Linked DNA regions of Mus musculus: regions 2 and 3 are each linked to region 1. The links are chromatin loops, found by intact Hi-C in ENCODE. Cell type or tissue: heart. All regions are shown on one strand.

What was found. A loop is a pair of places that touch in the nucleus more often than their neighbours do. Peaks named below come from ENCODE experiments on the same cell type or tissue, not always from the same donor. Only the 100,000 strongest peaks of a DNase experiment are listed, where the experiment ranks them.
Region 2: a loop joins it to region 1, with 7 times the contacts of the local background. A loop is called at or near these places in 16 of 42 quality-filtered maps.
Region 3: a loop joins it to region 1, with 2.3 times the contacts of the local background. A loop is called at or near these places in 7 of 42 quality-filtered maps.

Annotation. Positions count from the first base shown.
Region 1 is chr14:48,987,574-48,995,573 of GRCm38, forward strand. No RefSeq gene overlaps it. Among named protein-coding and RNA genes, the nearest start is that of Gm36024, 6.5 kb to the left of the region's middle. In heart, a CTCF peak has its summit at 3,371; a DNase peak (open chromatin) is centred at 3,418; H3K4me3 peaks cover 826 bases; H3K27ac peaks cover 368 bases.
Region 2 is chr14:48,366,463-48,374,462 of GRCm38, forward strand. No RefSeq gene overlaps it. Among named protein-coding and RNA genes, the nearest start is that of Tmem260, 76 kb to the right of the region's middle. In heart, CTCF peaks have their summits at 843 (motif pointing left), 4,056 (motif pointing right), 4,255 and 5,551; a DNase peak (open chromatin) is centred at 729; H3K27me3 peaks cover 1,499 bases.
Region 3 is chr14:48,663,394-48,671,393 of GRCm38, forward strand. Otx2 (orthodenticle homeobox 2) reads right to left here and starts at 4,251. Exons shown (of 5, transcript NM_001286482.1): 1 at 4,035-4,251; 2 at 3,807-3,880. It overlaps Otx2os1 (orthodenticle homeobox 2 opposite strand 1), which reads left to right and starts at 5,895. Exons shown (of 5, transcript NR_029384.1): 1 at 5,895-6,003; 2 at 6,901-7,056. In heart, no CTCF peak of the experiment used is centred here; no DNase peak of the experiment used is centred here; H3K4me3 peaks cover 2,786 bases; H3K27me3 peaks cover 5,718 bases.

The DNA.
Region 1 (8,000 bases):
CTGGGCAGAAAAAAAATAGACAAATATCTGTGGCACGAGTATATTAGAAATAATAAAATTCATTCATTTATTTACTTACCTATTTTTATTTTATTTTGAGATAGGGTGACAGTGTGTATTTCTGGCTATCCTTGAACTCACTCTGTAGACCAGGTTGGCCTTGAACTCAGAGAGATCTGCCTGCCTCTGCCTCCTGTGTGCTGGGATTAAAGACATGCCCCACCACATCTGGCTTCAGAGAAAATTTAAAAGGAAGAAGAAAAAACAGCACCCTTGCAAGAATGACCCATTCCTACTAAATAGATATTAAACTTCTTTTTTCAGCTATCAACCCAACCAAGCCCCTATATAAATCAGGTTTTTACTGATTTCATTAGGTTTGGTTGCTTCTGGGTAGGCTATACGATATATATATACATACATACCAACAACATCACTGTTTGTTGAGCATTTTCTATACATCTAGCATCTACTGTTACCTTTTATTATAATTTCTTTCATGTGAGGAGCACACTAACCCGCTTATTCATATAGTGACCATGAGCTTTCTGCTAGAGAAAGGGAAGTGTCTGGTTTTGGTAGACACATGGGTTCGGAATGAGATGGTTTAAGTTTGAATGTCTGTCCTGTGCATATTGATCATGTGTCTTTAGACAAGTGCTATTCTTTCCAAGCTTCAGAGTTGCTGCTTCTGTAAAAGGTGGATAAAATACAGTCATAATTCATCAGAACACTGACCACAAACTTGGTGGGTCTTCCTCAGGAGTCAGAAAGGTTTGAGTACTCTGTGCTAGATGTGTGCAGGGTTCTGAGTACTTCCTGCCATTATCTCATTAAGAAAACCCATTCATTTATTTATTAATCTGGTTAGCAACTCACATAGTCAGTAGATCACTTCATAAAGTCGTGCTAGGCTGTGAGAGCCCACAGGAAAGCGGAAGGGCAGGCAGTAAGCAAATAATGAGTCTGGAGGTGGTGATAACTGAAGGGGTGAGTGGTATGCGACTGTGTGTGTGAGTGTGCATGTGTGTGAGTATATGTGCATGTGAGTATATGTGTGAGTGTGAGAGTGTGTGTGAGTGTGTAAGGATGTGTATGTGTATGTATGTGTGTGAGTGTATGTATATGAGTGTGTGTATATATGTGTGAGTGTGTATGTGTGTGTAAGTGTGTATGTGTGTGAGAATGTGTGTGCTATGTATGTGTGTGTTATATGTGTGAGCGTGTTGTGTGTGTTGTGTGTATGTATGTGTATATGTGTATGTATATGTGTATATGGGTGTGAGTGTATATGTGTTATGTGTATGTGAGTGTGCTGTGTGTGTGAGAGAGTGAGAGTATGTTGTATGCAGAGGGAGAGGTTGTGAATTTGGAGGAGTCAATGGCTACAGTTAGCAGGCAAAGATGACACTAAGACACCTTCAAGGAAGATGCAGTAAGAGTGTAAGGCAGGGGAGAAAGAATCCTTTGGGCAAAGGAAAAGCCACCTGTCTGGTCTGGTTCCTGGGATGAAGGCCATCATTGTCTGTTCCCTGGCAGTCTAAGGAGTCTGGATTTAATCCTTGGGCTCAGATTTAGCTCCACCTATCACAGGTCTCAGAAATCCTCATTAAGATTTGATGACTTTTCTACGCAGTTCTCATGAATCAATCGGCCACAGCTCAGGCAAGTGGCAGTTTATAAGAGTACTCAGGGGGCTGGCGAGATGGCTCAGTGGGTAAGAGCACCCGACTGTTCTTCCGAAGGTCCAGAGTTCAAATCCCAGCAACCACATGGTGGCTCACAACCATCTGTAACAAGATCTAACGCCCTCTTCTGGAGTGTCTGAAGACAGCTACAGTGTACTTACATATAATAAATAAATAAATCTTTAAAAAAAAAAAAAAATAAGAGTACTCAGCCGCTCATGACAAGAGCCTGAAAGTCTAAAGGCTGGAAGGATATGGACTGATAGCTGGTTTCCAGCAGATAGTCTGACATGATTTCCCTGTCAATTTTTTATTAGCCTTTAAATACCAAATACACAATTCCCTAAACACCCACACACACACCCCGCGCGTGTGCGCACGCCAAAGAGCCTTTGGAAATGTTAACAGACAGCAGTACTGTAAACATTCACTTATCACATTAGAGTATATTCTAAACACAAAAAGGACCCATTACTCTTTTTTTTTTTTAATCACAGAAAGTTTTGCTCACACAAAGCAAACCCATAGCCCTTTGTCTCACCCAGGTCCCCACTCCAAAGCTTCAATGTCTCCTGGGAAGTGTTTTAGCCCTGAAGTCCAGAACCTTACAACGAAACAAGTCAAATATAACAAAGACTGTCTTTGCTCTGAACCAGGGATCACAGCATTCTCTCTGTTTCAATAGTTTCCAAACGCTTCGCAGTGAATGTGTTCTACTTTAAGAATTTCCCAATTAAAGACCTCAGAATGCAGACAAAACTCTGTCACTCCGGCTTTTCCTTTCCTCCTCTCATTTCTAAGGCCAGTTTGTTTTATTCAGGATTGAAGAAAGGACAGCAAGGACAGTTCGAGGGACAAGAAGCACGTTCCATCCCTACCGTAGAGTGCACCCCTCACTCTGATCCCTCTGTTTATATCTTAGTTTTGGACTTCTTGATTCCGAGATGATGGTTTCATCATGTGGGCCTTTTATGAAGAGTATTGCCCCAGTTGATGAAAACAATAGGCGCACAATGGCTGCACAGTGATCTAGTCTCCAGAAAAAGCGTCCATGGAGATCTACAGGGGGAACAAAGGCTAGGGGACCGTTCAGTAACATGTCTCAAATGTGCTTCCAACAAATTACACAGAGGCATCGGCGACAATATTTCAGCCACCTGTAAACAGAATGAATGGTTAAGGCTCCATTTGATAATTGTATTAGAAAATCTTACAAACTGCTTCTTTTCTGGTTTAGGGAAAAAAAATTAAATCACAGGGGGGAAAAAAACGTCACTTCCTGGTCACACTCGTACACAGCAAGAAACATTTTAATTGTAAATGTGCCTTTCAAGACCTTTAAATTTCAAAAAGATGAGGAGGCCGGATCCTGTGTGCTTACTAATCTGTAAATAGAGCACAGGCCAAGAATCAATTCTGAAATGCGGCATCAATTGCACAGGCTTCCACTTAGTTTTAGTGGAATAAAAGCCCTACTAGATACACAAATAACATCAAACTTACTGGATTAAAGAGCGGCCCCTCATACTCTAAATCATGATTGTCAATCATCACCCTGGATTAAGGGATATATTTTAAAAACCTAAAAGCAAGCGCTTCCTTTTAACTTCTGCCTACTGCGCATTTTGGATTACCGCCCAGAAATAGTATTACTTGAAACAAGACTGCCTCCCTCCTACCATCCATGAGAAGTGCATTGTTCCGCAGCTGCGGCGGCCCATCAGCCAGGCACGCGGCTTAGCATGCGAGCAGAGCCCTTAGGATGCTGTCTGTGTTTAGAACGCGGCTTCCCATTTACTAAACAGAGCTGATTTCCAGTTTCGTCAGTGTTTGCCTCAGCATTGCTATCCCCCTACCAGAAAGAAGCAAATTAATCAGAGAACTACGACGGCCACAACTTACTCACATTGTAAAGTGGGGGCATCCTTTAACACCCCCCCACCCCCCACCCACCCCCCGCGGTGGCCAATGAAGCTAGTCTAGCTTTATTTAAATGAAGAATTGTCTCGTTTCAGATTTGTTCGTTAGCGTTATCCACTTGGGCCTCTGTCTTTCAGTACTGGAAACAGTCTTAGAAAAGTCACAGGCTATAAATAACTCTTAGACCATGTAACTATCCAAGGACCTTAGAAAGTTTATATATATATTCAAACCACAGGCTCTTAAAAAAAATTAAAACAGGTCCAGTAACTTGTAGGTTGCTTGGATTTCCAGGTGAGAGAAGTTAGTTTTTGCAAATCAAATCTCTTAATGATCTACCAGACTGGTAACAAGTTTCTTCAGTTAGAGGTGGGGGAAGATGCCAAGGCTGGGGTGTTTGAGGATTTGCTAGTCTGTGCCATTTGGTGTTATTTTTAGCAAGTAAATGTATTAACATTTGTAAACATTGGGGGGCATACTTAGTAATGCAGCTACTTACAATTGTGGGGGAGGGGGTGGAGAGAAAATATCTACTGGTTCTTTAAATAGAAAAAAAATGCATTCCAGAACTAATCTCATGAAGAAATAACCTTTTAATAAGATTACTGCAAAAAGTGTTAATCTATGAAAAGTTCAGCACTCTTTTAATTGCAAACAAAACACTGAGTTTCAACCCAACAGGTTGCTTCATTGAATTCATTCATCCACGCCTGGCAAAGACATTCCAAATTTGAACTTAATTAATATTCCTTCTCTCGGTTTCCATAGTTTCTTTTTAAACACGAGTAGCAGCAAAAACTGGCAGTAACTTTACCCATATTCTCAATAATAACCCCCTCTGGCTATCAATATGGATGAAAAGGGAAAATTTTTCCATATACGGAGAGCCTCCATTTTCATGTCTTTTGTTTAAAAGCTATGCTGGTGAGATATTTTCCTCTTTCTGACTTAACTCTTTCCTGGATTGCGGTTGTCTCAGGGCTTAGGTGGAGAAGGAATGTTCCAGTGTACATTGCCAGTCCTGGATCCAAACAATAGCCTCCCACTCCCTTCCCACAAACCAAATAAAGGGCAGGGATATTCTCTGCTGAGCCTGTATCCTGGGAGGGTCTCAGCATCACTTGCAAGTCAGGCAGCACAGAAGGGTTCTTTGTTTGTTTTAACAATGAATGTACATTTCCTCGGCCACTGTGAAAAAGGAATGAATTGGTAGGGAACATTTATATGAGCAAATGACATTAGGCCCACTAAAGTGGCTGGTTTAGGCAGGCACGGTAATTCAGTACACTCAATGTATTTCCCCTGTGGATAAGGACTCCTCATACAGAGTGGATAGAGCCACAGTCTCAGATCTAGTCTTGAGTCATTTCTCCCTGCCTTCTTTCCTCTTGGGTCTATCAACGACCTTGCTGAGCTGAACACCTTCCACAAGCCACAGTGTCTCCAGCAGAACACTGAAGGGTTATAGCATCATAAAGATCTCTGTGCTCACCCCATTTCAGTCCAGAATTCTGTCCATGTCTTTCAGCCATCAAGTTATTGCTCTGATTTTATTATTATTATTATTATAAATAATAATAAATAATTTAAAACTTTATTGTAGCCTGGAGATAGCGGCAATCACCTTTCATCCCAGCAGAGGCAGGTAGATTTCTGAGTTCAAGGCCAGCCTAGTCTACAGAGTGAGTTCTAGGCCAGCCAGGGCTACATAGAGAAACTTTGTCTCACAAACAAGTAAACAAACAAAAGACCAAAACAACAACCCAAAAACCTTTACTGTAAAGATCTTTCCTGAGCGGGAGCTGTAGAGCTTTCTTAGACACCTTTGTTTTTTATTCTTTTAAGTTAGTATATGAAACAGTAGATTTCATTGTGACATCTTCATGCATGTGTGCTAGTTTACCCTGTTGTTCTTAGTTCTCGTCTAGCTTCTCCATCGGCGTATTTCATACTGCTATTAGGAAGTCATATGCTCTGATTTAATGCATCCATTTTAGTTTCAGTAAGGGTTATAAGCTTGGATCTGGCAGGAGATTAATTTCCTCTGTTTGCACAGTCAGGAATGGAGCACCCATCCCTCTGATTCTCGTGGCTCTTGTTTCTGCTGTTATTTGCATCCATTCCATCCTGGCCCACTGGAAAGTCTACCAGGTCAATGACCTCTCTGGTTACTTCTCACCGGTTTTTCGGACATCCATGACTGTAATAAGTGAGCACTCAGGACAATCTGTCATGACCACGGTTGACCTTGTCCAATGCAACTTTTTAACTAGAATCTCAACAAACTTAAGACACTTGTGGTGTAAGCACTGCCTCTGTTCGATTATGTGTTCCTGTTTTGGCTTTAGAAATACAAGTTCAAGGGATAGCTTATAGAGAATGTCAACCTGATGTCTACAGAATACTGCATCAAGTGTAGGTTCTTTTGAGAGTGGGCCCAGGGCAGCTGTGCAGGTCTAATCCACACAAAACCTAGCGTGCCATGCTGAACCCTGGTTTTTAAACTGAAGCTCTACCTCACTAACTCTCCTTTCTCCCTATGGTCAGATCTAAGATTTTTCTGTTTCTTATCATCTTTTAATGTATTACAGAGTTTATTTTCTAATCCCATTGCTTGGCTTTCAGTGGCTGGCACGAAAACTCCACCATGCAATGTGGCCTACAGTGCTTGATACTTACTGGGGGCTCACTGTTTTTGATGAATGAGAAGATAAAGCTCTTCTGAAAAGCACGGCAGAGACTGGGAGACTTGCCACTCTCATATTTGTGTTGTTGCTGCTTACTGGCTTAGATAACTGGGCACACGTATAGATGGGCCCATATCATCTTCACTACTCAACAATGAACCTGAGGCAGGCCTTGCAATCTAGCAGCCTATTACTACAAACTGTGCAGCAGGCTCTGGGGCTGGCCTAGCCCAGCATTCAAGCAACATTAGCATCAGCTAGCTCTTGAATTTTTACCTATGTGTTTGGAATTACAAAGCAACACACTACCTAAGTTTAACATGTTGGTGTAGGTGTTTCCAGTCTTTACTTGGGCAGTGAAAGGACGTATTAGTGATGTTCTTTGCTGCACAATTAAGCATGAAAGGCAAAGATTATTTGAGATCAAGTAAATTGAAGCTATGCTAATAAAAACCTACAGCCTGATTATAAGCAGGGGTTTTAATCTGAGGGTTAGATTGAAATTTTTTTCATTCTTGCATTCTTTCCTTATGGAGAAAATAACCCTGAAGGAGGCTCTAATAGTTCATCTACTGATCCTGGGAATGTGAAGTCATCCAAAACTGCAAATCCAGATATTGTAATCAGAGCAGCTGGTTTTGGTTTACTTGTTAAGAAATGTACTGTGGGTATTTAATAGTATAGATGCCAACAGGGAACTGCCCTGTTTGACCCAGGCTCTATCTTCCTTTACTTGGGTGAAATTCCATTGGTGTTCTCCACGCCTCAATTAATTTATAAAATAGCAGCAATATCTGCTGAAGAGTTCATGTACAGATTAAAGCAGCATATACCACAGGAGTATTCTATGACTGTTATGTTAGCTGTTATCATTAGGAGTTCCATATTCTCAAAAAAAAAAAAACCTGAGGGAAATCTGGAAATGGAAAATTTAGGAACTTGAATAGGAACCTCAGAGGCTACAATAACAGAATATAAGAATGGAAGAGAGACTCTCAGACACTGAAAACAAGGTAGAAGAACATTTTCAGTGAAAGAAAATGTTAAATCTAAAAAACTTTAGGCAAAGAACATCCAGGAACTCTTGGATACCATGAAAGACCAAATCTAGAAATAGTAAGAACAGATAAAGGAGGAAAATACAACAAAATAAAACAAAAAAATCAGGTCAAAGGCACAAAAATATTTTTAACAAAATTATAGAACAAAAATTCCTAACCTAAAGAAGGACGTGCCTTCAAGGTATAAGAATCATACGGATTACAAAATAGACTGGACAAGGAAAGAAATTCTCCTGGTACATAATAATTAAAATACTAAACATACCGAACAAATAAGGAATATTAAAAGCATCAAAGGGAAAATATCATGTAATATATAAAAGTAGATCTATTAGATAACACCTGGCTTCTCAATGGAGACTCTAAAAGACAAAAGGGCCTGGAAAGATGTTCTACAAACTCTAAAAAATACAAATGCCAGCTCAGACTACTATACCCAACAAAACTTTCCATCACAATATATAGAGGGGGGAAAAAGACATTCTATGATCTTAATTTAAGAGTTTCTATCTACAAATCCAGTCCTACAGAAGTCAAGAGAAAGAAAACTTCAACCTTAAGAGGTTAACCATACCAAAAAACTCCACAAGAAAGAAATATTCCCAGACCAGCAAATCAAGAGAGGGAAAAAGAAAACCACACAA
Region 2 (8,000 bases), 620 kb before region 1:
TGCTCTGGTCCCCTGGCTTTTAAAATCTTTCTGTTCCCTCTACTAGGGCATTTCCTGAGTCTTAGCTGTAGCGCTCGTGCTGTAGATGTATCCACACTGGGGCTGCTCACCCCACAGACAATTACTCTCTGTACTTTGACCAGCTGTGACTTTCTGTAATGGTTTCTATCTGTTGCAAAAAGGCGTGTCTTTCACAGAAGTGAGAGATACACTTAGGTGTGGGTGTAAGGGTAAGTGCTTAGGACACAGAAGTTATACTGCCCGAGGGAAGCAGCAGTAGCTGGCTCTTAGGGTCTATGGCCTTAGCAGCAGTTGGCAGCTGGCTAGGTTGACAGTACCAGGTGTGAACTCCCTCACTGAGCCATAAGTCTAACTAGGTAGCTGTTGGTTACCTCCAGGATGTAAGCACCGCCACTGTGCCAAGTGAAAACAGAGCACAGGGTAGGTAGTGAGAACCTGGATGACAGTTACGGCACACAGATTTTCCTCCATTCATAATGTCTGCCTGAATAAAATATTTAGATACTAATGTAATTGACACAAGACAACAGTGGTTTGTTTTGTCTTGAGACAGCGTCTCACTAAGATGCCCAGAACAACCCTGAATCTGATCTCCAGCCCAAGTTGACCTCAACCTTGGCAATCCTCCTGCCTCAGCCTTCAGAGTGGCCAGGATTATGGGCATTGGGCCACTAGACCTGTCAGGATTCTTGTTGGCAATGTTTCATTCCCACTGCATCCCCGAAGTCCCTGGGAAAATGTTACTTAAGCCTCCGAGAATACTTGGGGAGGTACATCCGGAATTCCCATCTGTGCTGCGTTAGCGCCCTCTACTGGCTCAATTATTTTCACCGGCACAACAACAGTAAAGGCTTATAGCAGTAAATAACTAAAGAAACAAGGACTTGAAACTGGAACTCCTTAAAAAGACAACACTCTATTTTAAGTGAGATGGTGTGACCCAAAAATACCATCACAACCGTTTCTTCCTGGTGCACAGATAGCTCTTATTGTAAACCACAGATGTTCGTTTGGTTGCTCCGATGCCACGATATTATATCATTCTGGTCCTATAATAACAATCACACTTCTGCCCCCCCCCCCAAGACAAACGTCAATGGCCAATTTGGACTGATTTAAAAAATACTGTCCAAACATCATCTAGACAAACAAAAGCATGCTGTTGTTTGGACAAGCAAGGAAACTATCTAGGGCAAGGAGAAATTCCAGGCTTCAGATACTGTCTCTTCACAAAGGAGAATGTATAGTTAGACTAAAAATATCTTTGTATCTGATCATCACAGGGTGGTGGGAACCTCTTCCATGTGCAGGGTTTGAAGAGTTTTGCATATTCACTAGTCTGGGTAGACACTACTGACTGTCTGGGTTTGAGGTATCTCTAATAGGCTGTGGCTTCAGCAAAAAGCAACAAGACTGCAGAGCGCACGCAGCACAGCATGGTGTACCCAGACACGAACTTAGTTCTCCGTCTCACACGTTCTAACACCATGTAATTTCATTCTCAAAAGACGGAGTTACTGCCAGTCAGCCTGGGACCCTCTGAATCATCATCAGGTCCTGTGTTAGCCACAGGACCTGTTTTACAATCTTGTGGTTCATGCTTTCCATAGGTTTCTTTTCAGAAAAATGCCTAGACTTCATTTGCTTTCTGTGTTCATTTCTGATAGCCAAAAGTGGGATATTACCCAAGAACCTTCTCGAAGGCTGTGAGGATCCCCACTGTCTACTGGAAGAGGGTCTTTCCTGATGCAGCAGTGTCCTCAGATCTTCCAGTTTCACAGTCAGACCCTCTGCTGGCCCCATTTCCCTACCCTTTCCCCCCCCCACTGTCTTAATACCATAGCACATTAGCTAAAGTTTTATATGTACAGGTTGCTCAACTATATATGATATTTAACGACATTTGCTCCAGCTATAGTCCTGTGTCCTTAACAATGCAAATGAGGAGATCCAAGACTGGGGCCATTGCCCTGGTAACCCAGAGCGTGGAACCGAAGAACGGAGGACTTTAAGGGAAGACAGAAAGACTTGTGTGCACATCTCTGCTGTCACTAAATGACCTTGGGCAAGTCACTTGCCCTATTCATGTCTTAGTCACAGAAAACGGGTCCAGTAACAGGATGCAAGTTGGTTGCAAGCATGGAGTGTGGTTGAAACACTGGACCACAGGAAGCACTTTCTAAAAGGTAGCTACATAAACCCCACCGTCATTGTCACTGATCCCACGCCACCATCCTCAGCCCCAAGTCTCCTTCAAATCTACAAGGCTGCGCCCTCTTCTTCTCAGAAGCATTGATATTTGCTTTGCACCTAATGTCTGGGTAGAAAAAAAAAGAAGAAGACAAATTTCTCTTTAAAAGGCGTTCCCTGGATCAATTTCATTGTCCTCTTCATGCCTCCAAACTCTTCCCACAATTTCCATGGATTCCAGAGCCCTGGAACCTAAGCCTTCTATTCTGCCTCTGCCAGGGGCCAATTGTAGGATATTTGGTCTCTTAGAACCTTAGGATTTGGGGAGGGGGGGGTCTGGGGACTGGAAAATAGAAACTTCACAAAACGGTTCAAAGAACTGATATAAGGATTCGGTGCCCCTCAGAGCAGACCCCCCCCCCTGTATTTCCTTTCATACTTGCTGGGGTAGTTCTGCCCCCTTGTCTCTGAGGTGTCCCCTATTTTGTTTGTGAAAGAAAGGGATTAGACCACTTTAACACTAGTGTCCCACGACACTTTACAATGTTTGGTGCGAGTCCCCACAAGACAGAATTAGAAAAAGAACAATTCAAAGATAGTTCCAACACCCTTGCTTCTTAGACACTAACTTCTTTTTCCTGGCTGACTTTCTCATGCTATACTCTGGAACTCTGTCTTTCTAATTCCTTGTGGTGAGTTCCATGTCTGTCTTTTCTCTCTTGCAACAAGCGTGTTTCTTTTTATTTGCCCATTGTTACTACATAACCTATTCTTCAAAAAGTTATTCTGTATCTTGTGTCCTAACCTTGAAGGCCATGACCTGATCTGTTTCCCAAACCTACTCTCAGCCAGCCTTACCCACCTCAGTCAATCTCCCCCATTTCCTTCCATTCAGTGAATAATTAAAAATTGAGCATTGAGGGCTGGAGAAATGGCTTCCATCTCCTCTGGTTCCCAGCATCCACATGGTGGCTCATAACCACCTGTAACTGCAGCCCCAGAGGATCCGACGCCATCCTCTGGCCTCCTTGAACACATGCAGTGTGCATACATACACGCATACACTCATAACACATAAAGCAAAAATAAAGCGTTTTGAAATTTTGAGCTTTATTCTTGAGTCCTTCTTTCCCTTTATCATCAACATCCAAGCATTCAGCAGATCTTGTTGTTCACCTCCAGAATATATCCATGTGTGTCAGCTTTCTCTACGGCTACCTGTGCTGTGCTGGATCAAGCTGCCACCATTTCCAACGCAGAATTGCTATAGTAAACCCATCTCCGCTCCCTTCCCATACCGCTTCTTTTCCACTTGGTACCCAGAGTAAGCTTTAAAGAATGTCAGTCAATCTGTGTGTTTTCCTTGTCCAATTTTATTCAATCTACTTTGATGTTCTGAGGCTATGGATAAAACCATCCCCTGGCCTTTCCACCTTCAATGGAGAGCCCCAGCCACTCTGAACATTGTGCTAATCAGATACCCCAAACCCACGCCTACTTGGAGATTCTTACTCAGCCTCCTTCTTTGGTCTGGAATGTTAGCCTCCAGCTCTCGGGTTAAATGTCACCTGATCAGGGACAACACTGCACACAGCACAACAGCGAATGTCATCTTAGCCCTGGTCCACGACTGTGTTCAATTTTAATAATTGCTTTCTGAGATCTCTCATATTTGATTTTCAGCCTACTCTATTGGAGTTAGGATCCTGGCTTATTTTCCTTGGTGGTGCCATTGCAGAGCCTAGGACTATACATGGCATAGAATAAGCTGTTCAATAAACAATTGCATGAACACAATCAAATCAACCCACATTGGCATAACAACACTATTACCATTTCCTACCACTAGAGGGCAACCAATCACCTAATTAGAATGACTAAATCTGTCCTTTCATACGTGCCTCCCAACTCAAGTTGATTTTAATCACTAACAGGGCAGATATCTTTTTTTTTTTAATGCTTTCAGAAAATAATAAAGGCCTTAGGTTTTCAAAACAGCCACTAGGGATAAGTCCAGGAGACAGTTTATTCCAGAATAACCAATGGAGATACTTTAAGTAAGTTTCTTATTTAATGGTGTTATTCAAGTTCGTTTGTTTGCTCATTTGTTTCATTCTGTAGAATGACATGCTGACTCTTGTGGTGTGGGATTTTCCAGGAGTTCGGATGAAATGTGTGTAGTAGATTGAGAACGGCTGAGGACGAATGAGTTCTGAGGACGAGAAGAGAAGCCCCTGCTCTGCGTTTGGCTGGAAGTGTTCTGTGCCATACAGCCATGCCTGCTAGGACAGCTTCAGATATAACTCAAGTTATTGCATGGAGGGAAGTTCTCCATGAGTGTGTTTTGTGTTTTTGACATGTGCTCTGTGATGTACCGAAGACACCAGAAAAGTTCTATCTTTTCTGTCCTGCCTTCTTACCATATTGGCTCTCAGTGTTTCATGTTGTTTTGTTCAGTTGTTTATTTTGTGGTATTTCTAGAAAATCATGTTCAAGGTCAAGAGACAGGAGGAAAGGGGAAGCCAGTGCCAGCCACTTCTCTCTTTCATCAGTAGAGGAGAAACCTTCCTGCTAAAGACCATTCGGCCACTGTTAGCTTTAAGGGACACTCAGAAAATGTCTGCTTAACAGCAAGAGAATCATCATGATGGATAGAAAGGCCAGGACTCATTGCCAAGTGCAGTCTGTTTGTTACAAACTATAACAGAACAGGTTTCCATTCAGTCCAAGGAAGGGAGCTCTTAACAGTATCTGCTTCAACCCTCTGCTGTTTCTTGGGAGCCCTGGAACTAGTGATTCTCAGCTGGCTTACAATGGAAATGGCACCAGCTCCAGCACTCTGCAGATGTGACACCTGGACGCCTGTCCCTAGCTTCTTCTGAGTCAAGTTCTCCTACACACACACACACACACACACACACACACACACACACACACACGAGAGAGAGAGACAGAGACAGAGACAGAGAGACAGAGAGAGACAGAGACAGAGAGAGACAGAGATTGACAGAGAGAGACAGAGATTGACAAAGAGAGACAGAGAGAGACAGAGACAGTGACAGAGAGAATCATAGATTCCTGCCTAGCCTTAAGCTTTGACTAAAGTGATCCTCACTAAGCCATTCTTGGCCAGCTCCATGTCGCGGGCATGTCTGTTGGGCCACCCCTGTTCTCACAGACAAGTCCACTCTGGCACACATCATGCTGCTCTGTAGCTGTTTGGGTTTTGTCTTTGTTCACCACAAGAGTGAGCATGGAGCCTGGCACATAATGTGGATTAACAGCTGTGAATGAAGCCGGTGAGAACTGCAGAGCTGGGCTACACACTGTAGGTGGTGCTGGACCGAGCACAGAGAACATGCAGTGTTGGTGCTAGAGAGTACAGCTTTCAGAGAAGTGCTTGGCTTATAGCCACCTTTTACATGGTGTGGACGATAAAGCTCTATTGGAAGATAGATAATAGATTGAAAATATGCTCTCCCATTCTCTGGGGGAAGCCTCCCCCACCCCATGAACTACCATGTCCTATCTGTGACTTATACTTTAGCTTCCTATATAAGGAACCATTGCTCAACCCAAGGCCACAGTTACCTCCGTGTTTTCTCTTCAGACTGTATAGTTTTAGCTTTTACATGCGTGTCCTGATCCCTCTGATTGACTTCTGTATGTCAGTGTGCAGCAGAGGTACAACCCCAGTCTTTGGCATATTTATGTCATGTTGAAAACAGTCTTTCCTCGTATACCTGTCAGAAATCAGCTGGAGGTCACAGATGTAAGAATATGATGATCTGCTCGCAGGCTCTGTTCTTGGTGCCATTCTATTAGTCTTGTCTTAGTCAGAAAACAGACCTAAGGGAGAAATCACACACAGAGAGAAGGGGAGTAAGGAGGGGGGAGAATTAACATATATAAACGGGATTGGCTTGCAAAATTGTAGTAAAGTCAAAATTGTCTGGAAGGACAGACGACAGCCCTAACGCAGATGTCAAGCTACTGTTAACAGGAAGAATTTCTTCCTCTTCAAGGGAGCTTTGAGTCTCCCTTCGGATGACTGATTCAAGCCCTCCGATAGCCTATGGTGCTCGTCTTTGCTTTAATTCAATTGGTCATACACTTTAATGACATCTACAAAACAAATCCATAACACCGCTTAGGTTAGTGTCTGACAATATCAGAAGTCTCGCCAGGGTGGCATATAAAACTGACCGCCACGATCTATAAGCCTGTGCTCACACCTGCACCACAGTCTCCATTTAATTACCAAAGCTCTGTGATCAATTTGCCGTTGGGAAGTCTACATTGTCTAACTGTGTTCTTACTTTTTTATTTTTATTTGTGAGTTTGTTGGGTACCTGTAGAGGCCGCAGGAGGACACTTGATCCCCTGGATCTGAGATCACAGGCAGTTGTGAGCTGCCTGATGTGGGTGCTGGGAACTTAATTTAGGTCCTAGGCAAGAACAGCAGAGTTCTTAGCCCCAGAGCCATCTCTCCAGCCCATGGTCTTCTTATTAGAGATTATCTTGTCTCTGCTGAGTTCCTTGTATTTCCATATGAACTTTAGAATTAGCTTGTCAGTTTCTGCACCCACAATCATTTTTATATTGAAGTAAATTGGCAACTTTGAAATCTAATGCATGTGATCTCAGAGAGTGGACCAAGTAGACCACTTGGTCTTGGCAGGAGAGAAAAGTTTTTCTTTACCATGACAAAGCACATGGCCAAGATGCCCGTGAGGCAGGTGTGCGTGAAACATTGGTGTGAGGTCAGTTTTATGTGACATGGTGACTTCATAGATGATAACACAAAGAAACAAAGACAAGAGCTTTAAGAGCATCCATGCATCTGTCTGACCAGAAGACCAAGACATGATGAAATGCTCATACACTAGGGAGAGCTTAGCACAGCCTTCTTGCCAGAACACTGCATCTCGGTCTCCACCCATGGACCTGAGGTCCAAGAAAAGACCCTCTGGAACATGACCCAGGACTCTTTTGTGAGCTATTTCGTGACGAAGGCAAGAGGAAGCAAGTGTGCCATTAATGTGCCATTAATGTGCCTGCTGTTTCCTCCAGGCCTCAGGACCCACATCGGGGGTAGCAAGTCCTGAATCCTGTCATCCCTCGAGACCACTTGCCACGGTGAGAGGCTCAGATCAGACAGCATCTTTAGAACAGGTGAACTAATGGTACACCCAATACACAGTTTACAGTGATGGAAAAGTGCCGTGTTATGCATGCATGACTTAGTGTGGTCCTTACAGTAATATGGATGATAGCTCAAACTTCTTTAAGGAGGAATGTCTAGCCAATCAATTTAGTCAGTCATGATCCATTTGTTAGGTTACCCAGAAACCTACTTGAGACTTTATGCGGTCACCCCCCGCCCCCCAGAGAAGTACCTTGTGTCTGGGGAGATAAATAAACATGGTTCCTTTGGGGGAGGGGGAGTTTGAGTGACTACAAGAGCAAACACTGTTGATATGAAGAGATGGAACCAACTTGCCTTGTAGTTTTGCTAATGAAGTTAATTATTTTATTTTTGTGTGTAGTGTATATGTGTACACCCATGTGAGTATGGGTACTTGTACATGTATGCACATGGATGGGTGTCAGCCTCTCCACGGTTTTGGAGACATAGTCTCTCAGTGAACTTAGAGCTTGCCAATTGGCTAAACCAGCTATCAGATGGGCTTCAGGCACTCACCTGTCTCCACGCCCCAGTGCTAGTATGGCAGGGCACACTACCATGCCTGCTTTTTATGTGGGTCCTGGGAACGTGAATTTGGAAC
Region 3 (8,000 bases), 320 kb before region 1:
TCGAAGTAAGTAACAGATTTATTAGGGTTTTGGAGGAGTTTGATTACATGTGTCTAAAGAACTATAGCTAAACAAACAACTATTTAACTTTTAAGCGACACCCATCAAATATTTAATTTAAACATACTGAGAGGGAAAAAAAAAAGTCTTTTCTTCAAGACTAGCACAGGGCTTGACAGAAATGCTTAAGTTAGAATCCTAACTGAAGTAAAGTCAGATAAACTGCTGCCCCCACATTTTGCAAGTCCAGAGGGGTGCATTCCTACAGCAAGCCGCTTCCATGTTTTTTATGTCAGGAGGCTACAGATCCAGCGGGAAACACTTTTTCTTGGATTTTGGGTTGGGGGGAGAGGGGGCTGCAACGGGAGCCACCTTTCCCATATATTTAGGTTTGAAGTCAATAAACATCCAAAGCAATGGAACTAACCGCACTTCTCTCTGCTTTTTAAATTTCCTACAATTTTGTAAGAAAAGGAGCTGGGTGGGGGGAGAAAAAGAAAAGTCATCTGTGTTCCTTTGCTGAACCCCTCCCCCCATCGATGTTAATACAGGCAGGCAATGTGTGTAAGGCTGGCTTTTATTTTCCAAAAATAAGGCACTTAAAGCGCTCTCTCTCTCTCTCTCTCTCTCTCTCTCTCTCTCTCTCTCTCTCTCTCTCTCTCTCTGCTTTGAAACTTTGACACTCTGAGAAACTTCCTCAAAATGGCGGATACAAGACTGAGTTCTCTGTCACTTCATAAAGTTCATTAATGAAAAAATTAAGACCTTAGGTTTTCATATTTACCTTGCTTAAGAGACAAAGGCAAAGCTTCACAAACAAAACTCAACAGCTGTGATTTCTTCCAGATTTACATTCAGAACACAAGTCTTATTTCCCCACCCTAAAATGTGATTTTTATAAATGTCCTTCTAAGAGAACTGGATTGTTAACGAGTGAAACTAGTTACTTTTGCGAAGAACACTTTATATTCTGTGTTCCTTCTTCCAAGATCTAGCTATTTGTAACTGTGAACGTAAGATTCTTTAAAAACCCAGTCGTTCCTTATTTAAATACCCTCTAAAGAGGAATTCTTTGAAAATACACTCTTATTCCCTTGGACAGTTCTGACCTGTTATATATGATGTTAAGATGGGCATGTATTTATTTACTAGTCTAGCTCTCACCCAATTAGATCGCCTAAACAGATCATTTGATAAAAGCGGCATGTTCCAGGATAAAAAGCAGTAACAGAAAGTTCGGGGCGAGGTCCTTCTTGGAGAGTCAAAACGGCTCAAATTGTCAGGGAAAACTATTTTCACTTTTCCTCCTGGAGATGTGGGCGGAATAAAACAAAACAAAAACAAAACAGGAAAACCAAAACCCAAACCACGGTCACTTCTCCACAGCGAGCTTAGATAATAAACACGGATAGATAATAAAGACGGCTGCGGGGCCCTTCCACCTAACTTTCACCGCTTGCTAAGGATTCCATTCTAGCTTCCTCTCCACGCACAGTGCAAAGGGGAATGGGGGTGGGGACTCTTTCTAAGACACAAGAGTTAAGGTGACCGCTCTCGAGGAGAGATGGCTTCCGAGAGCTCATACCTAGGAGCAAATAGCGATAGCGCGGCGACTCCCCGACTGCTCTCTCCTCCAGGAGCAAGCGACTGGGTCCGGCGTCTCTGCCCTGCAGTCCGGCAGATCAGCAGCTCTGATGCCCAAGCCCCGTCTCCACTGCCTGCGCCGGCCTGCACAGCCTTATATCTAACGGTCAATTCGTGCAATCTGTCGCTTCCCCCTCCAGATCGCCCCCCCTCCTTGGTGGTTTTTTTTCCCCTTCTTCCAAGAAGCCCATCTACCAGTTGCTGTGTCCTCGCTCAATAATAATTACCTCGTCCGAGAATTAATTATAATAAATGTTTTCTTGATAAACTAACGAGATAATCCGAGGGGCACACGTCCCTTAATTACAGGCCGTCGTGCTCAGCTCTGCTTCTCGTCCTGGCTGATTAATTTTCTGCATGATAGAAAGGAAACAAAACTTCGCTGACTGGCGGCTCGGCCTGAGGCAGGGGAGAGGACCGAGAGCCGGAGGGAAAGGAAGAAGGAGGTACGCGGGCATTTGGAAAACAGCCGGCGCCAGGCCCGCCAACTCGAGTGAAAGTTTCTGGCCTCGGGGAATCAACATCACCACCCGCGAGGGAGGGAGAAAGAAATGTGCCAAAGGGTTGCTCTTGACTATTAATTATAGTTCGAAGAAGCCCCGGTGTTAGGTCTGGAAGGAGAGGCCTGGGTGTCTACCTTTCTCTGGGGGAGGAGTTTGCGCCCAACTCCACTCTAGTGCTAATAACTTTCAGTGGCCGGAAAAAGTCCCGAGGTGAACAGACGAAATCCTGACACCCCCCCCCCCCCAAGCTCTGGAATGGAGGGCACAGTTTCCAAGGAAGAGCAACTCCTCTCGGTCCCCACCCAAAGTGGTCCACGCGGCTGGGCCTTCTTTCTCTCTCCATACACCCTTCTCCCTCCAAAAGACCAAATCGGTTTGGGGCTCTAAGGTTTTCAGATTTTCCAGTGAAATCGGACACTGGCTTTCAATAGTCCCTTGAACGCATCAACACCGCCACTTCTTCGGAGTTTGCCGCGCGAACCGTCGCCCAGGCCGGGTGTCAGCGGGGACCTTCTAATAGTTCGTTTTGGGGGCAGGCCGAGAGCAGGGGCTGGGCCTCGGCGAGCCCCTCCGTATAAGGTCAGCCTTGACCTACGACACTTCATTGTCCCCAAGCCAGAAAAGGCAGTACAGAAGTGCTTAACGGGCCACGATGCTACCCCAGACACAAAACAACTAAGAACTCGAAGTCCTTCCTAGGGAGGGACTCCGGGGTCTCTGACCAGGAGCATCCAGGCGCCCACCCTCAGGTCTGGCTGTCCCAGTTGCGCGCAGAGGCTGAGGCGCGCGTGCCCTGAACCACACTAGCCACAGTCGCCTTTAAAACCTGTCCAACTAGCGGCCTCGGCCTGGCGATCTGGCCCAGAAGCCCCGACTTTCAGTGTACAGTTCTGGGGCTTGGGGGAGCCGCACCCCTAGGGATGGAGAGGAGGAGAGTTGTAAAAGATTCAAGAGCCCTAGCGGCTTTGAGAAGAGGCGGAGAGCAGAGGGGCATTAAGCTTGGGGAGTGAGGACGAGAAACAGGAGCTGAGGCGGCGCGGGAGTAACAAGACGCCAGCGCTGTCGCCTCCTCGGTTATCCGCTCCGATTTCGGCTCCCGTTGCAAACCGAGGAGTCTAGAGGCAGCCCGAGGCCCCCGCCGATAATGGAGAGCCGGCCTTCGGGAGCTCCGTCTTTCGGAAGCGTCCACCTTATTATCTTTGTTTTAATTTACCAACCTAGGTACATTACACAAGCATTATTTTGTCATGGATTCTAAAATACGCCCTTGGAACCAAACCTAAGGACTCCAGCTCAATCTAGGGGCCAAAATGCAAAGCTCGCGAGGAGAAGCCATGAATAGCGTGGGCATAAGAACAAAACCCCTCCCCAACTCCCAGATTAGACTCCTAGGATTTCTGCGACGTTCTTCGGTAGCAGCGACCCCCAGGAGCACGCGCTCTCGCTCCCTCCCACTCCCTCCCTCTTCTACAGATCGTCAAATTTTTTCCTAATGGTCATTATTTCGTCTCAAAATTCTCATTAGAAAAATAAAATACATCGCCCGCCCCCACCCAAGGAAGTTCCACGTCCGCAGAGTTGCACATTGGAGGAGCGGAGGTCACTGCGGACTGGGGGAACACAAAGATATCGCTATAGACAAGACAGACGGACACTTACCTTACAGCCGCATTGGACGTTAGAAAAGAAAAAAAAATCAAATTATCCTTCAAAATTCCAAATAGCCAGCTATCCTAAAAGAAATCAAGAGCATTCAGTTAAAAACCTTGTAGTCTTCACCTTTCCATAAAAAGTCAAACATAACCAGAAAAAAAAAACAATTAAAAGAAAACATAAAATGAAGTGGCCAGAGTTGTAAACAGGCTTGTGTCCGTCTACGATACATACAAAGTAGAGGTGGCGACTGAGCTCCTCTAGCGATTTTTATTTTTTAGTAACAGTGGAGGCTGAGTTGGAGCTGAGGAAGGTTCCGCTCTCAGGGAGATTTGCTGAGAAAGCGCCTCTCTGGCAACTTTTTGACGCAAACTCTCCAACCAATGGCAGGGAGAGAATGATTGACACATCTAAGCCAGAGGGAAAATAATAAAAACACACAACAGGGGGAGGAAAACAGGCCGCTGCTGCACGGGGGGAAGAGCAGGCAACAAATCCAGGCCTCCGACACTACCAGAACGTTCTTTAAAACACTGGGCTACGCTTAAAATATACATTATGGGCCCAAGCATGTGAACTAATTGTATAATTAAAATGATGGACAGGAAGGCCTCCCTCTTCGGTCTTTTCTTCTTCCTTTATACTCCTTCTTATCCTCCTTTTCTTTTTTGTTTTTATTTTAGAGAAAGGATACCAAACAACATAAAGCAGGAAAATATTTAAGTCAAAGCTAGGGGAAGGAGGGAGGGGGTAGTACCCCGTTTTCGATTTCCAACGCTAGCAAAGAATGTGTGGGTCAGAGGCAGAACTCAAACCCAGGCACAGGCTTAAAAACAGGGCTATGTTCTCTTGAAGAGGACCAGACGGCGCTGAGGGAAAAATGGGTGAAGATGAACAAGAGTGGAACTGAGCTGTGAACATGCAGTGTAGGCAGAGAGTCACGCAGCTATGGACTGTCTGAAAACTCCAGCGTCCTCACTGGCTGTTCTTTTACCCCTTAGAATAACCCTTGGTCTCTGGAGTTCTGGCTTTCCAGGCATGTTTTTTCAATTTGATAAGCATAGAGCAAGATACAAAAGAAAACGTGAGCTCCCAAATCTACCGCCAAGGCAGATTTCCGGCCAAGGGAGGGGATACCTCAAATCTCTCCAGCTGAGTATGAGGTGACAAAAAGCCCCCAGTAGAAACAGTTTGTGCTTAAGAACAAACGCCTGGTACTTCAGGCCTGGGAGTTACTAGGGATGGAGGCGCCCTACTCAGAGGCCGAAACTCGGGAGCTGGGATGCTGCAGGGTCAACCAACTCAACTTCTTCTGGTCCAGACTGGTTTTTTTTTTTTTTTTTTTTTAAACAAGAATCAGAGTTTTCTAGAAAAGCAGAAACACGCTGGACAGAATATTAGGGGACGGGGCGGGGGGAGGTGAGGGGCAAACGCTACTGCTGAGTGTGTGAATGGAGGCTGGGAGGGGGAGGGGGGGGGAGGATAGCTTTCCCCTCACAACTCCCAATGCAGAAGGAAAAACAAAACAAAACGAAAAAACCCACCCCTCCCTCACTACCTCAGTCACCGCCACCACTGCTAGTGGGCCCAAAGAAACAGCTCGTTGCCTTTAATTTGGGGACCTATGTTAATGAAGTTGGTAATTAATTCGTCGCTTTGTTGTCGGTTCTTATACTGTATGTGTAATCAAATGTGGCCGTCCTTGGGATTTACAGCAATTAGCGAATTACGGGAGTGCGCACGAGGCTGCAAGTTCTCGGCAGCCCGGCTGGGCTCGGCTCCGGCCTAAGGCTGGGCACTCCGCTGCCGCTGCAGACTTGCAGGTGTGTCCTAAGAGCCTTGGGGTCCTGGAGGCTCCGCGAACCCTCGAGCTCCTCCGGGCTTGCCCAGTTCTTCCTGGCTCCTTCGTAGCTGTTCCAGTCCTAAGGAAACTCCTGGCTGTCGCGTTCCCCAGAGCCACGACTTTGTGGGGCCTAGGCTAGGGGGGAGGGTGAGTACGGATCTTTCCTTGTTACCCCGCCCCCACTGTGCAGAAACACCTGGCGACTGTCCCTAAGGCCTTTCATTTAGGAGAGGTAAACAAATGTCCCAGGCAGTTGTCCCGCGTGGCCCGGGCTGTGGGAAGCAGGTCCTGGCTCTTGGTCCGAGCCATCGTGCTTTGTATGATGGAAAGGCAAATCCACGCGAATCTCTTGAAAAAGAGGTTGTTTCCCACCCCGAGAAAAGAGTTCTCCCCGGTTTGATCATAATGATGTTGAAAGCATCAAAGGGCGAGAAAGAAAAGAAAAGAAAAGAAAAGAAAAGAAAAGAAAAGAAAAGAAAAGAAAAGAAAAGAAAAGAAAAGAGAAAAAGGCCATTGTGGATGTAGGGGAGCAAGGCCTTGGGGGCAGTAGAGGTGGGGTGCGGTAACGAAATAGAGCGAGGGCTTGTGAGTCACTCAAAGTAAATGAAAAAATCCGGAGAGAAAGCGATACATCTACAGTAGGGTCCGGAGACATTAGGAACCTCTCAAGGCCCGGGTAAAGGTTTGGGGTGTCATCCTGAGACAACCCAGAGCAACCAAACCTCCCAGAAAAGTCCGGAGTGCTATAGACAGTGGAGGATTTCTGTTAGATACAGCGTGGGAGGGCTTTCCCCTTCAGCGGCTGGCAGCACACAGCCCCCCGCTTCTCCTTTGCCCTCTAGTCTAATAACTTCGCGGAAATACAGGGCCAATAAACCACCAGTTGGAAACGGACAGTGTTAAATAAACAAGGGTCTCTTTAAAATTCTCATCCACTTCAGATGTCTAAAGTAAGATCGTGATGATTTTGTCACGGTTTGGTAAATTTACCCCTTTAAGAGGCTTTTCATAAATCCCAGAACACACCTTCAGCCAGATTTGAATATAGATTTAGGTTTTAAAACCCAGAAGCTGGAAACACTGCTTTATCAAAGAGAATTTCCCTTTAGCTTAGCAGTGTGCTGCAGCTCTCAAAAGATTGGATCTGAAAGAGAGAGAGACACACGCACACGCACATAGGAGGAGAAAGAGAGCCAGAGCCAGAGATGAAGACAAGGGAGGGAAGGGAAAAAAGACTTTTCTTTTTTTTCTTTCTAGAGGAATTCTGCCCAGACTCTCCAGCAGTTGGTAGCAGGCAAGCTTTCTCCTGTGTCGCCTGGAAAAGTTGCAAAATTGCTCTTCACCTGTAAGAACATGCATTTTATCTTCCAGTCTCTTCTTGTCAATTTGGAAATTGCAGACACCCCGGCTCAGGTACGGTTTCCACAAACCCTATTCTAGGTCAGGACAAAAGCCACTGGCTTTGGGAGAAGGGGGGTGGAGAGGGTGGGCTGCTTCACAGAAACCCTTAGAAGCTTGATGGGAGAAAAAGACTCCTTGGATGGAAACATCTCTTGATTTTCAGTAAGTTCTTGAGCCTCCAATATTCTTCCTAGCCATTCATTGTATTTCCTTTATCCAGAGTTTAACTTTTCTCCCATTTAGAAAACAAAAACATTTCCTATGAAACTGACTTAAGATAGCTTGATTGTGGTTTTTTTTTTTTTTCCCAACAATTCTCATTAACTAGTGGGTGGGTCGTAGTGGCTGTGTGTACAATTACTCTGCTAGGCTGATGAGATATGAAGCTTCGGGAAAGTAGCAGCATACAGGCACCAAGTTATTTGTCAAGGCTTGTATGTGATTCCCACATTATGGCTGATATCCATGTTTTGTAATCTGGATTTATGTATATCACTAACTGGGCTGATTTTTCTCCATTCAAAATGCCAAGCTGGTTTAAAATATTCCAAAGTTTCCTCCAAGTTTATTAACTATGGGAGTGGGTGGGGGAGGGGAGAACCATCCCTGGGGTCTTCCAGGCTAATTAAAAAAAAAGAAGAAAACCCATATCCCACAAGAGCACAGTGGGGGTTGGTGGGGGGAGTAGTTAGACTCCCTGGACACTAACTTCCGAAATATGAAGATTAATTTCAAATCTTTTCAGCAATTCAGTGGACAGTGTGGGGAAGAGGGGGTGACCACATTTTGCATGAGAATCATCACCTATTAAAAAGAAGTAATTCTTCACTAGTTTTTTTTTTAAGAAATGACTTTATTTTGAAATTTGCCAAGCTTAATTCTAATCATTTCTTAGTGGGATTTGAGGCAGTGTGGGCAGGGTGGGGGGTGCAAAGCAGACCACTTATGAGTTAAGC